2 separate regions of the Homo sapiens genome follow, and region 2 is linked to region 1. Evidence: read pairs that join two places in POLR2A ChIA-PET (ENCODE). Cell type or tissue: Caco-2. All regions are shown on one strand. Each heading gives the region's core, and the rest is flanking DNA. Links, peaks and the distances in the headings are about the cores only.

Region 1 (2,925 bases), core at 265-2,764:
ATTTTTTTTTTTTTTTTTTTTTTTTTTGTAGAGACAGGATTTGTCCATGTTAGTCAGGCTGGTCTCGAACTCCTGACCTCAGGTGATCCACTCGCCTTGGCCTCCCAAAGTGCTGGGATTATAGGCGTGAGCCACTGCGCCTGGCGGAGAACATAGATTTTTGTGTTTTGTTGGTTATTACTGATGCATAGAACAGTGTCTCATGCATAGCAAATGCGCAATAAATATTTTTTCAATAAATATATGAAAATAAAAGGATAAGTGCTGTACGGATACGTAATAGATATAGGGGTGGTGCAAAGGAGAGTCAGGAGGGAGGGAAGGGTCAGCTCTGCTTATGTGTGTTCGGACAATTAAAGATGCAAAAGGTTAATAGCCACTCATATATGGTTTAAGAATCTTAGCAGGTGTTTTATGCATGCTTGCTTATTTACTGTTGTAACTTCAAGAAATGGTGAAATAGTGAATTTATTGGTTTTATCAGACTCTGCAATTTATAGGTCTTACTTGTAAAAACTGATGGTATAAGATCACTAAATTGTCACTTTCATCTCTCAATATTCTCTTATACATCTGGAGATTTCCTTGAAACTTGAAAAATGGGTCATCATTTTTTTCATCTTTAGAAATCTAACAGTGATTGTATGACAAGAGGAAATTCAAAACTCTTAAATATCAGACTCATTATTTGTTTATTGATTCTCTTTATCCTGGTGATATATTTGCAGGTTGCAGATATTTGTGAAGAAGAAGTGATATGGTTGGCTGTGTCCTCACCCAAGTCTCATCTTGAATTACAGCTCCCATAATCTCCATGTGTTGTGGGAAGGACCTGGGGGGAGGTAATTGAATCATGGGGGCGGGTTTTCTCGTGCTGTTCTCATGACAGTAAATAGGTCTCAAGAGATCTGATGGTTTTATAAAGGGCAGTTCCCCTGCACATATTCTCTTGCCTGCCACCATGTAAGATGTACACTTGCTCCTCCTTTGCCTTCCTCCATGTTTGTGAGGCCTCCCCAGCCATGGTGAACTGTGAGTTCATTAAACCTCTTTTTCTTTATGAATTACCCAGTCTTGGGTATTTCTTCATAGCAGTATGAAAATGGACTAATACACGAAGCTTCAAGATACTGAAAATTCTGTTTTGTATTTTGCTGTGAGCTACTGCTTGATTTTGGCATTGTATCAAATTTTCCATTGAAGTACAATTCAGTTACCCCAAAATAATGCTGAGAACTAACATCATAAATAAATTGCTGTTTGTGCTATAAATTCTTGGCTGATCATTCAGATCTACCATCTGTGCTTTTTCTTCTTGCTGCATGTCCTTGAGGCTGACTTCCTTGGACTACATTAGTTGGACCCTCTTTCTCTTACCCTTTGGGTTCTGGTTAGGTTTGGCCTATGGGAGTCATTGGCAGGAGAATGGAAGGTGGAAAGAGAGACAGTTTGGGGGATTTACTCCCATGGATCCCTCTCTGTGGGCTGGGATTAGGGATGACTGCATCTTCTACCAAAGGCTACCACCCTTGTCTTCACCTACAATCACAGCTCTTTCTGGGTCACCTGTAGATTTGGGGGTGGTAACAGCTCTCTTACTCTACCCTGTTGACGGCCCTAGTGTGCTCCACCAATCTATAGCTTTTGCTACGTCACATCCCACCTCTTTGTAAACAGATACACCATTCCCTCTTGGTTGGCTGAGGTTAGTCACTGCTCACAGCATTTCCTAGCACATCTTAAGTATATACTTAATACCAGTACCCAATAAGTTAATTTTGTAGAACAAAGGAAGCATCCCTTGAAAAAAAAAAAGAAAAGGATGCCTGGCTTTTTCAAATAATACAGTACAGCACTTTGGAGATTTCACTGGGGCTGTGAAGAAGTACATTGGCATCTTCAGGAGTTAATCTCTGAAGCTGTGTTCTAATATTTATTTAACTTGTCTTAGGGACATTTAAAGATATGGAGAAAATAAAAGTTGCAGATCCCTTTTTCCCATGCTGGTTGACAATACCCATGACACTCTAATTAGAAGTTACCATCGTGCATAGCTGAAAACAATGTAAATTGAACTCTTCTACCTTTAGTGGATGAAATGTCGGTGCCACTGCATAGCTCAACTCAGTCTACCAGCCACACACTTCTCCTAGTTTGGCTTTCATACACTCATTAGCTATTCCTTTAAAGAGTATTACCCAGTGGAAATGATTGACTGTATTGACTGAAAGTCTTGTAGCACTGTACTCGTTTGCAGAATTTTTTCAAGCAGAGCTGAGCTCTTCAGGGGCTTGGTGAAAATGCTGCAAAAGACTTTTTGATCTACACAGAACATCACTCAGAAAACTACTGACTTAATATTACTGTGTTGTTCCCACCCATTTCAATGGATGAAAAATGGCTGGCTTTCACCATGAAGAGATGTCATAGGAAACCAAATTGGTATCTCAGCTGCTTACATAAGACTAGTAAATCAGTATCTCCAAGATAACTTCTATGTACTTAGTAAGTACCCAATACAGTAGTTCCCCTTATCTGCATGGGATATTTTTCAAGACCCTCTTTGGATGCCTGAATCCACAGATAATGCAGAACCCTATGTATACTATGTTCTTTCAGTTTCATAACTGAGATGGCTACTAAGTAACTAAGTCAGCAGGCAGGTGGCACAGACAGGGTGGATCTGCTGAATGGAGGGATGATTTACATCCCAGGCAGGATGGAGCAGGATGATGTGAGATTTCATAGCTCACTCAGAGCAGTCCACGATTTTAAACTTATGAATTGTTTATTTCTGGAAGGTTCCATTTAATATTTTTGGACTGTGGTTCACCATGGGTGGCTGGAACTGAAGAGGATGAAACCATATGTAAGGGGGAACTACTGTAAATATTTAACCATTTTATTAATTAACCATAAATTATA
Region 2 (2,925 bases), core at 223-2,722, 280 kb before region 1:
AAAAACATAATAGCTAAGCATATTAAAACTTATTAAAAAGTTAACAGTTTATCTGATCAAATATAAATTGCCTACTATCATAGTTGAGTGCTATCTTACAGTTCTTGATTAATGATACATCCAGGAACATATGATACAGTTATCAGCAGATATTATGTTGAAAACTCATGAACTACTTTATTACTTTCCTACACATAAATAGAATCAGCATCTGATTCATATTTGTATGGATGGATCAGAAACACAACCCACTTCAGAAATCTAAAATTGTTCACATCATTTATTGAGGCTGTCTCAAAATCATCAAAATCAGTGGCACAATTCTTCTCAGTTATAAAAGAACAAGTATTTTTTTTTTAATCAGAAGGATATAAACTACCTACAACATGGTTCTGTGAATAGCAAATGAAGTCAAAACTATTTATTTTCTAAGACAAAAACAGGGTTTGTGGGAAAAGGAAAAGTGACAAAAATAACAGACTTGCTTCTAAAGAATTCAAAGCTTCATAATGATCTCATTTTATCCTGAGAATATCCTTACACTAATACTCAAAAAGAGGAGATTGAGAAATCTGCCCAGCAGTACCCAGAAAAAACATACACAGAGCCTCATTTGAATTTCAATAGTCTTTTCAAAAGATTAGAGAACTTTTTCTGATAAGCAGCAACTTTTGATTTTTCTCAAAATTTATCACTGTCAAAGATCTGGGGAGGTAAGAAATGCTGACAGGAGGACTTCGCATCACATTTAGGTGGTGAGGAAAGGACTGTCATTCAGTCAGCCCGAAGATGTAACAGTTCATTAAAAATGGCCAATGGAAAAGTAAGTCTGAAAGAAATTATCCTCTTTGCAAATCAATTCTTCAAAAATCTTTCATCTAATATCCCTGATCCTCCTGGAAACTGTATCTGCAAAGAAATGTAATCTGAAGCTCTGCTAACCAGAAAAAGAAGTAGGTATCAAAAGAACAGCATGGAAGCATTTCAGAGAGGAACATAAAACAGAAATGATAACCTAAAGGCATTAGAAAAAACAGCTTAGAGGAGAGGTAAAATAGGGACAGAAGAATCAAAGAATACAAGTTCTTAATCCAGTGGATATCAGATGGTTAACATACTTGTATTCTGAATTTTCACATTTCTCTCCTATGTTTTAACAGTAACTGATTGCACACCTTAGAATCCAATAGTCCCCACATCTATTTCTAACTTGATTATAAAAGGAGCTAAAACGTATCCATTGGTTACTACATGCCAGGTGCTATGCTAAGTGCTTTACATGCATCATCTCCTCAAAACAAACCTACTGAGGATTAATGAACAAATAGGTATGTCAAGCCAGAGGATCCACACCTGAAGAGCACAGTGGCATAAAACCAATAAGGAGTGAAATACACCTGCAAGAAAAAAGTGGAAGGTGAGGCTCAAGAGTCACAAAGAAGCCAAATATAAGAGGCCTTACATGCCCTGCTGAAAAGTTCAAAGTACTGTGAAAGCGGTAGATTCTTCAGAACTTTTTTTTTTTTTTTTTTTTTTTTTTTGAGACGGACTCTCGCTCTGTCACCAAGGCTGGAATGCAGTGGTGTGATCTTGGCTCACCGCAAGCTCCGCCTCCCAGGTTCACGCTATTCTCCTGCCTCAGCCTCCTGAGTAGCTGGGACTACAGGCGCCCGCCACTACGCCCGGCTAATTTTTTGTATTTTTAGTAGAGATGGGGTTTCACCATGTTAGCCAGGATGGTCTCGATCTGCTGACCTCATAATCCGCCCACCTCGGCCTCCCAAAGTGCTGGGATTATAGGCGTGAGCCACCGCGCCCAGCCCTCTCTAGAAATATTTTAAACGGAGGGGCCACGCGTACATTCACATTTTAAAAATATCACCATCAGCCATCTGGAAAATAACTAGGGAAAAACTGGAAGCAGGGAAGAACAGCTGGAAGCTACTGTACTAATCTGAGAGAGTGGTGATCTAAACCTGGAATCCTTGAGGGCATATTCGGTACCAGGGTATCTGGCACAGGGTAGACAGGATACATTTGTTGTTTAGAATGTAGAAAATTACAACTACAGAAGTCAAGAATTACTCCCAAGTTCACGACTTGTATGACTAAGTAAACTTAGGTACCAACTATCAAAACAGACAAAAAGCATAATTGAGAAGAAAAATTTCAAATGGTTTTGAACATGCTGAACTTGAGATATTTGAAGCCTATTCAACTCTGGTAAAGAGTCAGAATGTCATGTGTTTTCACAAGTAATCCTCATAGCATCCGCATGATGTATAATGGATATTGCTATCCCTATTTACCAAAGTAGAAAGTGAATTCAAAGGGGTCCTATACCTATCCAACTATACATTGTGTCCATTTACTAAGAGTAAATGCTGCAGGTGCAATTTAAGCCCAAAGCCCAAGGTCTTTCTATCATATCACACTTCAGGAGAATGTGACATTAACATTTAAGATTCATCTAGCTTATGATTTATGAGGCTGACTGGACTAAGCAAAGCAGACTAAAAAAATGTCCAAGTATGTAGGATGTGGACTGGCCCAAAGCAGTCTGACTGGGAACACAAATATTCTATTATAGAAACAAAGACATATGATGATTTAGCAGAGGCAGGGAAATGATTCAAAGATGCCTCTTGGGTTTCAAGTCAAGATAACTACAACACTAAAATATTACCAAATTGGCTGGGCCCGGGTGCCTCACATCGGTAATCCCAGCACTTTGGGAGGCTGAGGCAGGCAGATCACTTGAGGCTAGGAGTTCAAGACCAGCCTGGCCAATATGGCAAAACCCCATCTATATTAATGTAAAAAAAGATTTAAAAACAAACAAAAATGTTACCAAATAATGAATGAAGAGCCAGACTTAGAAAGATAACTTCAGTTTTCTGACAGATGAATTTGTTTTGGAGGGAA

Evidence for each region. Peaks named below come from ENCODE experiments on the same cell type or tissue, not always from the same donor. Only the 100,000 strongest peaks of a DNase experiment are listed, where the experiment ranks them.
Region 2: POLR2A ChIA-PET joins it to region 1 with 11 read pairs; 2 of 35 experiments call an interaction of 5 or more read pairs at or near these places.

The regions. Positions count from the first base shown.
Region 1 is chr10:17,365,335-17,368,259 of GRCh38, reverse strand. The region is part of intron 3 of ST8SIA6 (ST8 alpha-N-acetyl-neuraminide alpha-2,8-sialyltransferase 6); the gene reads left to right. Among named protein-coding and RNA genes, the nearest start is that of ST8SIA6-AS1, 20 kb to the left of the region's middle. In Caco-2, for the core only: no CTCF peak of the experiment used is centred there; no DNase peak of the experiment used is centred there.
Region 2 is chr10:17,649,681-17,652,605 of GRCh38, reverse strand. The region is part of intron 1 of STAM (signal transducing adaptor molecule); the gene reads right to left. Among named protein-coding and RNA genes, the nearest start is that of STAM, 7.0 kb to the right of the region's middle. In Caco-2, for the core only: no CTCF peak of the experiment used is centred there; a DNase peak (open chromatin) is centred at 1,605; H3K4me3 peaks cover 171 bases.